2 separate regions of the Mus musculus genome follow, and region 2 is linked to region 1. The links are chromatin loops, found by intact Hi-C in ENCODE. Cell type or tissue: gastrocnemius. All regions are shown on one strand. Links, peaks and the distances in the headings refer to the core of each region. The heading gives the core; the rest is flanking DNA. Region 1 overlaps Gm31718 (a long non-coding RNA gene). Region 2 overlaps Gm45805 (a long non-coding RNA gene).

Evidence for each region. Peaks named below come from ENCODE experiments on the same cell type or tissue, not always from the same donor. Only the 100,000 strongest peaks of a DNase experiment are listed, where the experiment ranks them.
Region 2: a loop joins it to region 1, with 2.2 times the contacts of the local background. A loop is called at or near these places in 7 of 42 quality-filtered maps.

What each region holds. Positions count from the first base shown.
Region 1 is chr8:126,799,670-126,805,049 of GRCm38, reverse strand. Gm31718 (a long non-coding RNA gene) reads left to right here. Exons shown (of 8, transcript XR_879375.3): 8 at 1-343. Among named protein-coding and RNA genes, the nearest start is that of Gm45805, 44 kb to the right of the region's middle. In gastrocnemius, for the core only: no CTCF peak of the experiment used is centred there; no DNase peak of the experiment used is centred there; H3K27ac peaks cover 2,179 bases.
Region 2 is chr8:126,751,585-126,756,964 of GRCm38, reverse strand. Gm45805 (a long non-coding RNA gene) reads left to right here. Exons shown (of 3, transcript XR_003947622.1): 3 at 120-1,392. Among named protein-coding and RNA genes, the nearest start is that of Gm45805, 4.1 kb to the left of the region's middle. In gastrocnemius, for the core only: no CTCF peak of the experiment used is centred there; DNase peaks (open chromatin) are centred at 2,231, 2,441 and 3,209; H3K4me3 peaks cover 425 bases; H3K27ac peaks cover 2,584 bases.

The DNA.
Region 1 (5,380 bases), core at 95-5,094:
GGAGAGGGTAGTTAACCAGGCTAGGGAACAGGTGGGAGAAGTCACTTCTAATGTTTTGTAGCATGCTACAGTCACTATGGTTGAAAACAATGCATCAGGAGATACATTGTTTTATAAAGGAGATACATTGTAGCTTAGAAAGGAGATACATTGTAGCTTAGAAAGGAGATACATTGTAGCTTAGAAAGGAGATACATTGTAGCTTAGAAAGGGGAAGGTTTTCAAGGGTTCTTGTACACAGAAATGATAAATGTTTTATGTGATATGTAGGCCAATTGCCCTGGTGTAATTTTTACACCATGTATACAGGTATGGCAACATGTTATGTCTCATTCATATATACAGCTAGTATTGTCAATTCAATAAATATTAAAATGGGGGGAGGAGTGAAGTCTCTGGGGCCAAAAAGCCCTTCCCTCAAGGCCACACTGAATATCCCGATTGCTCGCTGGTCCTTTAGGCTTCTTGTACCCATTTTTAGGGTTGCATACAGAAGCAAGGAGCCTGGGCTTTCCCCTGCTCCAGGTCTTCACCTAGGATCTCGTTGCTGCAGGTTAAAGCCAGGGTTAACCAGTCTAGAGCAGGAAAGGCCAAGTCACCATAAATGGGATCCCATTTGCCTGCAAATGAACCTGTGGATCCAATCAGATAAGCAGGGGCTGCAGAATGTTTGTGGCAAAGGGAAGTAGGAACGAACGTTCTGTGCGGTTCCTGGAAGGCACTGGGGTTTTTCGTGGGGGAAGTGACTGCTCTGTAGACAAGAGGCCAGATCATCAAGCTGCTTGTCACCTCAGTCTGAGGAACCTATAGGGCTCTGTCCCCACCCCCCTGCCCCCCACTTTGGGGATAACCAACCCTGGCCACTTCCCTACAGTGATTCACCTTCTTGAGGGCCCACAGGAGTCCACACCACCCCAAGCTGCACCGCCTCGCCTTCTTCTTCCAAACTCTTTTGCTTTTCCTTTTCTCCCCTGTATCTTTCTTGAGACAGTGTCTTGTGCAGCCTAGAGGGGCCTTGGACTGCTGATGCCTCTGACTTTACTCCCCGGTGCTGAGAATGTCTTGCTTCAGGTTTATAAAGTGAGGAGATCAAAGTCAGAGCTTTGTGTGTGCTAGCCAACCCCTCGAACAACTGAGACACATTTGCTGCCTTCTTTAATTTCTTTTTTTGAAAAAAAAAAAAAAGTATATCTCAGAGATGTCGCAAGAATAGCAAAGGGCATGCGCGTGTCTAATCTGTTGTGATGTATAAGGGACGTTGTCCTTCCTCTCTTCCGTGTGGATGTGACTTACAATTTTGACTGGATAGGGTGAGGCTAGGTGGGAACACCATAGGAGCCTGAGAGGCTTCAGAAAAGCATCTAGTAGGCCCATTGTCACATCTGGCCAGATGTCCCAAGGTCACCTTTTATGCTTACCTTACCAGTTTCTTTAGTTTATTTTTAAATCTACAATGATCTATATCCTGTCTCGAAATTTCCCAGCATGGATTTCAAGAGTTGTTAGTATCGTGAAGGAGAGATAGAATATTCTCGGACCTAAAGCAGTAAGGGATCCTGGTTGTGATGTGATGGGCTCATGGGTTATCTGCAGAAGATCTGTGCTGGGAGCACACAGAGCACAGTGTTAACTTGGGCCCTTACACAAAGGTTTCTGGTGAAGAAGGCTATGCAAAGTTAGGGCTACATTCACATGCAAGACTGGAGCATCTGCAGGTCAGCAGACCAGCCATTGGGTGAGCATAAAAGAGAAGTGTGATGCCCACGGGGGCACAGTGGCAGTGTCTGTCCTTCTCTCATCAGGTGGGAGGCACTGGCAGCCCCCCACCACACAGGAGCCCTGTACTTGGAGAAGCTGAGGGAGGCGATCTGGAGAGGGGTCTCTGGGTCCAGCTCCTGCCCACAACCAGGAGGTGAGGAGGCAGATAGTCACAGCAGGTGAGCCCTGGAGAGCCCTTCCTGACTTCGGCTTCACTTCCACCTACCCTGCCTCCTGTACTTCTCTCCAGTGGGTCTTAGTGAGTTGTGTACTCTGTAAACATGTCTGCCTTCCTAGGAGAGAAAGTCTGATAGGCAGGTGTATTTGTGAGCTTCCCTTTGGGAACAGGTTGGCACACACATGGACGTGCACCAGGCTGTTTCTCCATACAGATCCACTCCCTCACCTCTGCCTCTGCCTGCCCTGCTCCTTCCTGTGGGTCTGGGGTTCCCCTGAAGGATGAGCTCGTGTGAGAAGGCTCAAGGTGGTGAGGATGCATGAAGGGCCCGTGGCTACATTTCAAGTTTCCTCTTTGTCCTTCCCACTTCCTCTGCCTGAGCTGTGGGCACCACCATCTTTGGCCATGAGGATGAGGCCACTCATTGTGAGGACAGTGCAATACATAGCCCATCTCTAGATACGTCTCTAGGGTACTTCTCAGTGCTTCCCCCTCAGGACAGAGCTACAGACAAGGGGTAAATGAACACCTTGCCTTCCCAGAGAACCATTTGGCCACCATGATGACATAGGCTTACAGGGTTTGTCCTTGACGTCTGTGTAGATGAACTCTGGTGACTTAGAGCTGCTTGAATCAAGCCATCTTCAAGGTAACTCTGTCTTTGGTCAGAGCTATTGTAATTAGGGTAACAGGTCATGTCCAAGGTAAGACACCCTAACATAGTAAAAATATAAGCATGGCAGTTTATGTCCCTCATAGAGCCCAGAAGGGAATGATTCGGTCTTCCAGAGCTTCAGTCTTCTCCAAAAATACTGTTCCACCCTCCATAGGATGGGTCTCTTCCTATGGGTGCCCAAGATGGTAGCACCCATAGTTCAAGCAACATAAGGAATGTGGAGTCATGGGACTGCCTGGATGCATCTCTACCACCTAGAACCTTCCACATGGCTTTGAAGGATGATACTCACTCAGAAGGAGGATGAGAGTGTCATCTCCATTTGCTTGGCTATGTGCCTAGATGAACACGCTGCTACTGTAGAGAGCAGTGGATAGGCTGTGTCAGGCCACCTGTAGTCTTTGTCACACCTATGACTTGGGTAACAGGACAGAGAGGCCTTGTGTTCTCTTCACTCCCTCATTCTGTATTTTGTTGCTTTTCTCGTTCCTGTGATCAATATATCTGATAGGAAAACTTAAGGAAGGAAGGAAGGATTGATTGATTAATTGATTGGTTGGTTGATTGGTTGATTGATTGTGCTCATTGTTTCAGAAGGGTCATGGTTCCTGGTCTATTGATCCCATGATGGACTTGAACAAAACATCAAAGCAATAGGAGCATGTGGTAGAGAAGAGCTGTTCATGACTGTCCAGGAATGAGAGTGAGAGGGACAGAGACAGACAGACAGACAGACAGACACACACACACACAGACACACAGAGAGAGAGAGAGAGAGAGACAGACAGACAGACAGACTACGGACTACCCACACCCAGTAACCTAATTCCTCTAGCTGAGCCTCACCCCCTAAGTTTCCAGAGCCTCCCTAAATGATAATACAGGCTGGAAAGCAGGCATCCAAACCCTGAATCTGGGGCAGACATTATATATTCAAACCATAACACGCTCCCCCTGGCCCAGCACTCGCTGAGGAGTGAAGTTGGTCTACCGTAGCATCTGTTAGAGATGGGGCAAGGAGGCAGCATGACTGGTTATTAGGATTGAATATGGGAGGCTGTCCTCCATCACACATGACAGTGCAGGCACAGGCTGCACTCCACTGTAGACAACACAAGGCAAAACTGAGCAAAACCAAACCAAACCAAAACAAACCAAAACAAACCAAAACAAAACAAAAAACAAAAAAACGAAGTCAAGCCACCCAAAGGCCAAGGACCATTTGTCATCCCCGAAAGGCCAAGGTGGAGCTGGAGATAGCACAGTGCGTTTATCCCGCCAAACCATGGGTTCATCGTGACAGCCTCTTGTGTCCTGCTGGTAACAGTGTGATTGAAGATCACACTTACTTTAGGGTGGGAATTTAAGTCTCCTCTCGGTGGCTTGGGTCTCAAGGGAGCATGTCTAAGGCAGGGAATGGCTCCCCAGAGAGCTGTTTCAAAACCACTCACAGGAGAGTTTATTTTGCTTTATTAAAGAATGGCTAGCTAAGTATTCCCTACTGTTCTCATTCTTGGGGACCTGAGAATACGGACAGGATACTTAGCCGGAGCCAGGAGATTAGAAGAAGGGTCCTTTGGGCTGTTCATTCCCTACTATTTCTGGACCATGGTGGATCATCCCAGATTCCAAAGATACTACTTGGTAAATGTGTCTCAGCCCCTTGAAAACAAAACACTCGTTTTCGTTTTTGTTTTTCAAGTCGATCTGATCTTGGGGCCCAGATTCTTCCTATTATAACCATAGCCACACTCAAACATCCCCGGTGTGTACAAGTGCATAGGAGGAGTGGCTGGAGTCTCAGGTGAGGTTCCTATGACCCTCTCCACCCCACCTTTGAGGAACCAGTTAGCAATCCACCTACAGTGATGGTCGCTAGAAGCAGGCACAGCTGACTTTGATGAAGACGAGCGCTGTTTGATAGTACAGGGCCATCACCATCCATCACCATCCATCACGGCCGGCCACAGTCCCTCCTTTGCCCTTTGTCTGTGGCCGCTGTTTAATCCCGCTTGCTTTGATCTGCCTACCACACATTGCTTCTCTCTCTCTCTCTCTCTCTCTCTCTCTCTCTCTCTCTCTCTTTCTCTCTCTGAGAAAGAGAGAGAGAGGGAAGCCACATAACTCACAGCACCCACGAAGTACACTTTGAAAAATGGAATAATAATGCACGATTTCCACACTTCCATGACTTCAGCCAGTGGCTGATTTCTCTTGTATATTAGTTACTTCTGGGTCACCACGACCAAAATATCAGGCAGAAAGACTTCCTGAAGGGAAGAATGGTTTGATTGAACTCTCAGTTCCCAAGAGTTCCCACTCCTACAGTGGGGAAGGTTTGGTGGCATTCTTTGTGACAGGCCCTTGTGGCTGAAACTCCTCATGTTTCTCTGGGCTGTACGAGTACACCAGACCAGGAACAGGGCTGTACTCTTGAAAAGTCCATCCCTAGTGACCCACTTCTGACAGTTAATCCCCTTATATAGGCTCCAAGCACCTACAGTCGTGCAGCTGGGATTGAGTAGGGTAAGGGAGCTGGGATAGGAGTGTGTTTCAAGCTTGTCAGAGTTGGCATGTTCATTAGGAGTGAGTCTGGTGGTGTCCAGGAATGCTGATGTCTTCCTTCACAATTGAAAGGCTAGGAAACTTGGAGCAGGGACTTAGTGGTGGAAGGGTTGGAAAGACCTGGGCATCTAGAGTAGAGTGTGACCCAGGAGCAGGGCATGGTCCAGCCACAGGAGGGAGCAGGGCCCAGCAGGCTGTGGAGG
Region 2 (5,380 bases), core at 194-5,193, 48 kb after region 1:
TTGAGGACCCTCCCCTGCTTCTGTGGTATAGGGCAATAAGATGGAATGAGGGGGTCTCACAGATGGGATTAACTATGGGGACTGTGGAAAGCATGGACTACTTATATTGATACCCACAGGGCCCTGTCTTCCTGAAGTCCTGCGTTTCAAGAAGCCCAAGCTCAAGGAATCTCCTCCAGACATGTGACAGACCTCAGCTGGCAAAAATCCTTCTTCAGGGCTACCCAGCTTCTCACCCACAAAGGTCAACGCATCTGTAGCTTTCAAGTCTCCTGCTGGATGTGACATCTGCCCCGGGTTGGGAGCTAAAATGCCTTGGCTGATTTTTTTCTGGGATAAAGTCAGAAGGAGGGCTCCGACAGTCTTTCTGAGCTTTAAGGTGTAGACTACAGCCTGTGTGGTTTAGCAAACCAGCATTTTACGCTTGGATGTGAGCTCGGGAGCTCTGTGACTTGGGTTCATTCCCGTCTCCTCAGAGTGTAAGCTGCATGAGTACTGTGTGTTCCTTGTTTTATCCCCAGGACCAGGAAGAGAGTCCAGGGCCAAGGGCAAGCATCTGTAAACAGTTGACAGAGGAATTAGCATGCCAATAGCTTTGAACAAATGAATGGAACTAAGTCAGTTTGGGAACTGAACTCAGCCGCTAATGAAGCTACTCATTGCACTTAACCAAGACCCCACTTCCCTGAGACCCCCACTTCCATCTTCTTTTTCCCTGAGCAAATTTAACTTATTGTTTTGTCTCAAAATACCATTACTGAAAACCTTTCCTCTGCAGTCCTTAGTGTGCCTCACGTTGTCTTAAGAATGCATGTAGCACGAGATTGCAACCAGAAGGAGACAATTACTTGATTCCTTACTCCCTGAGTCCCGAGTTCACTGGTTCTCTTCTGCAGGTATTTCTCTACAAACTGACAGAGCTTTGCTGAAGCCCTGCTGCTGGAGGCCTCTGTGTAACACCCTCCTGTGTAGGAATTTGGTCATGGAAAACATATCAACAAAGGCCTCTCTTTAGGCTTACCACATGAGTGCATGGTCTTCATCCTCTAACGGCCCATGCTTGGCACCAACCAGCCAGTTCCTCATTTACCCCAGGGGATCAGGCTCACTTCTGTATTTTGACACTTGCCAGTCATGCTGTCTTTACCAACGCCAGCAAGTGGGAGATGGCATGGTTCTTGCCGAAACTTTGGGGGCCTCCCACGGATGCGGCACCTACCACTAGTACATGTTACTCCTTAGAGAGGGCCTTAGGATACTCAGAAGATCAGCTGATCAGGGATTGATAGAAAGCCCAAAGATGCTTCCTCCCAGAGTAGCCCAAATGTCATCTAATATGCTTGAATTCTCACTCTGAGTATCGCAGGTTTACCCAAATAAATATTTTCATTCTCAGAGTCTGTGCCTGATCAAATTACCCAAAGACTGTGCCTATGGTTGAAAAAAAAAGTTCCCCTGTTCTTCCTCCTTGCTCCTGGCAAGTGCCCTTCTGCTTTCTCCATGAGCTTCGCTCTTCCAGGTCCCTAATGTGTAAGATGATGGCTTTCCACTTCTTCTTGGCCCTTCCTTGATAACAGAGATTTCCAAACACTACAAAGTTTTAGGATGATACAGGGGTCTTGGGTCAGCTAGACAAACAAACATAGACCCCACATCTGCTCATATGGAGCCAACACTCACAGTAGATTCATCATCATATCTCTCTCTCTCTCTCTCTGTATGTATGTATGTGTGTGCATATGGAGAGCAGAGGTTAACACTGGGCTCCTGTGTTTGCCTTTCCAGGTGGGAGGCCACACCCCTGTGCTTATGTGGATGCTGAGGACAGGATTTCTGGTCTTCATGCTTCTACAGCAAGTTCTTCATCTTTTGAGTCATCTCCTCAGCCTCACAGTGAACTTGCACCCACAGAGGATTAAGATGGATCACAGTACATTGGGTTAGCTCATTTCACATATCAGATATGATCTATCCATCTGATAGGGTCATGGGTATGAAACACGGGAAGATGTGTAGGGCATCTATGTGAAATACATCTAATGGCGTTTTTCACAGGCCTGGTCCCTGGCTGGCCGTCTACTGATCCTGTTTACAGACAGTCACCTTCTTGAGTCATCAAGATTCTCCTCACATCCCTCACTGGTGTCAGCACAGCTAGAGCAGGGCCGTGGAGCATGCATCCCTAAGGGTTAGAGCTTACCTCACCTCAGCCTCCATGCCAAGCAGGCAGGATGCTGCCAGTAAGCTAAAAATGCACGGGAGTCGTTTGGGTGAAGTACAGTGGGGTTTGTGTTTATGTTGGGTTAAGGTGAGCCCGGGCCTAACTGTTGCCCAGTTGGGTGGTGAAGGAGGACTGTAGGAGAAACCGGGGCACCCAGGGTTCTCCATGGCCCAGAGACGCCCGATGACACTCCCAGTGACTGCTGCTGTCTATGACAGATTGTCTGGGAGCACACCTCACCTTCAGCTTATAAATAGAATCATGTCTGAGGAGATCTGCACAGTGGGCAGGTGCCATCTGTGCCAAGGTTTTGTTTGTTTGTTTCTTCACTTGGCTTCCATCCAGGGTTGAACACAGAGCTGATCGCTGGATGGGGCCATAAGTAAACAATAGATCCATGGTGTGGTTTGAAGATATGAGTTTCCCATGACACAGCTGTAATGGCCCCGGTGTCCCAGTGGTACATTTCAGCCCTTAAAACAATAAATCCTGGTGCAACATTGTATCTATTGCATTGTTTAAGGAAACTAGTACCAGTTACAAAGAAGCTGCTTAAAACATACCCATGGCCCCGTATATATGCCTTTTCTAAGGGAGGTGGATGGCTGAAGAACCCAAGCTCCTCCTATATTGTTATTCTGTATGCCCTATACCCTTTTAGACCTCTGTCTAGAGGCAGAACTTGATGAAGATGATACTTACCGTATTCTGGAATGATGGGGGAGACATACCCTCATGCCAATCTTGCACTATGGAAAGTACCATGCTGGTGTGGCTGGGCAGTTAGCCTCCTCTGCCATGATAATAGCATGAACTTCCATAGCCTCAGTCTCTGCATCTGTCAGATACAGGACAACGGAGTCTGCTTCTGAAGGTTACTGGAAGCACCAGCACTGATTCATAGAGGTTTTGCTGGGCCACAGTCAGTGCTATAGATGTTACATTCAAGGCTGTGACCAGTGCCAGAGAGAAGGGCTCTCTCACCATCTGGAGGCAGGGAGTACATCCCCACCCCAACTGCTTTCAGTTCTATGCCCATGCCTCGCTTCTGCCTGAACAGGCCTCCTAATGACCATTATGCAATATGCATTCTGTGTTTTGATTATTATGCTAATGCAAGCCTATTTCATTGTGATTACAGTGTGATATGTATTATCTATTCTGATGATTATGTATATGCAAATGAATAGCTCACTCAGACATGTGTCTCATAGGCTCAGTCTTGCTAGGGCACTGGCAGAAGCTTTTAAATGTTGCCCTCATTGTTTGCCATTGTTCAAAATATCTTCTATTAAAAAAGCAATGCAGGTCATTGTAAAAATGGCCAACACACAGACAGCAACAGAATGGGACTCAGAAGCCACTTTCCCGCCCTCTTCTTTACTTGTTGCTTGGATAAGTAACCGTTGTGAACAGTCTGGGCAAATCTTTCCAGAAATATTCTGTGCTTAGACACAAGCTATATAAATGCTTCTACTTTGCACAAAAGCAAATCACACTGAAATGTTATTTTTCTTTTCCACTATTTTGGTGTCTGGTCTAATTTAGTATTTTTAACAGTCAAGCAGAAACCCACGATGGAGATGGCTGTAGTCTTTCTCCTCAGAGAAGAGATGTTTAGGGATTGTTGCCAAGGTATCAAATTTCTCTTTTTTTTTTGAGAGCTAAATGTGTGTGTTCCCTAAACCTGCTTCCATCCTATCACAGATACTTCCAAACCACAGACCCATAGGAAGAGCCCACTAGCTTCCCATTATACCTCTGCTGTGGTTCCCAGAAGTAGATGAGCCTGGTCCCAAAGCATGTGTTATGAAGAGTAAGTCCACAGAGGAATCAAGGGGTCAAACACCCCCATCCTGTGCCTGCAGCCTCAACTCCCCGGAAGAACAGAGCACCAGAGATACTTGGTTTCCCTTCAAAGACACGGTTCAGGGCTCAGTTCATTCCAGTCTAGGTTCTCAGCACAGCACAAACCAATGGCTTGTGCAACATGAAGAAGATTTGGTCAGAGAGCGATATTTTTGGGTGTGTGTGGGGGTGACTCTCCTGTCTCCTTGAAAGAAATAATTTGGTTGTGGTGGTTTGAATAAGAATGGTATGCCATAGGATCATATGTTTAAATGCTTAGTCATCTGGGAGTGGCAATATTTGAAAGGATTTAGTGGGGTGGTCTTGTTGGAGAAAGAGTGTCACTGGGGGGTGTACCAGCTCTCTGAAATGCTAAGCAAGCCTCTAATTAAATGCTTGCCTTTATAAGAATTGTCTTGGTCATGGTGTCTCCTCACAGCAATAGATCAGTGAGCAAGACACAGACAGTTTAAGTAGAAGTTTACTCCAAAGACTCTAGAGGGGGAGGGGGAGGGGGAGGGGGAGGGGGAGGGGAGAGGAACAGAAGGGCCCGTGACTTAGATTATTTTGATACTCATTACAACTGTGAAACCCTCCCCAAGAGCAGGCTCCTATCGATGGACCTCCTAAAGCCAGTGCTTTGTCCCACTTTGAGAATTGCTGCCCTGGAACCTTCTATTTCTCTGTGCGTGTGATTTAAGCAGAAATACTAGCAGTCTCGGGAATGTGTAAGATTTCTGTCAGGAGTAAGTGAACTCTGTCTCTGAGCTGAGCCTTCCTGAACATGGGATGATATTTTTGACCACAATGATCCTTACGGAATGTTTTTCTCTCTGTTTTTTTCTGGAAAGAAAATAAAATGTATCCATTTCCAGTTACCTCTGTGGATAAGGAGTAAAGAACAAGGAAGTGTCCCGGGGCTCTCATTCCTGCAGATGTAGGGATCTTTTTATTGCCTAATGTGCTTTGGGCCAGACTTGCATCGGTCCTATTTTTAGACTTGGTGAATTTGGCCTCTTTTTCAACAGATCATATTAATGAACTACAGATGGGCCATAATTGATTCCTTTCTGTCACAATTATTTCACAGGCAAGCCGAATGCACTCAGTGTCTCCTTGGTGACTAGTTACCTGGTTCCTAAAAATCCCCACTAGATCTGCAAGCAGGTTTCCTTTTTGGCTTGGACAGTAGAGGACAGACTATCTGAGATGGATCCAGAAGTACTTAGATGTGTATTTGGCGTCCTTGGCAGTCACAGTGGATATTTGGGGATCTTGGTGACTCTGTAATATGTCAAAAGGAGATGCTTA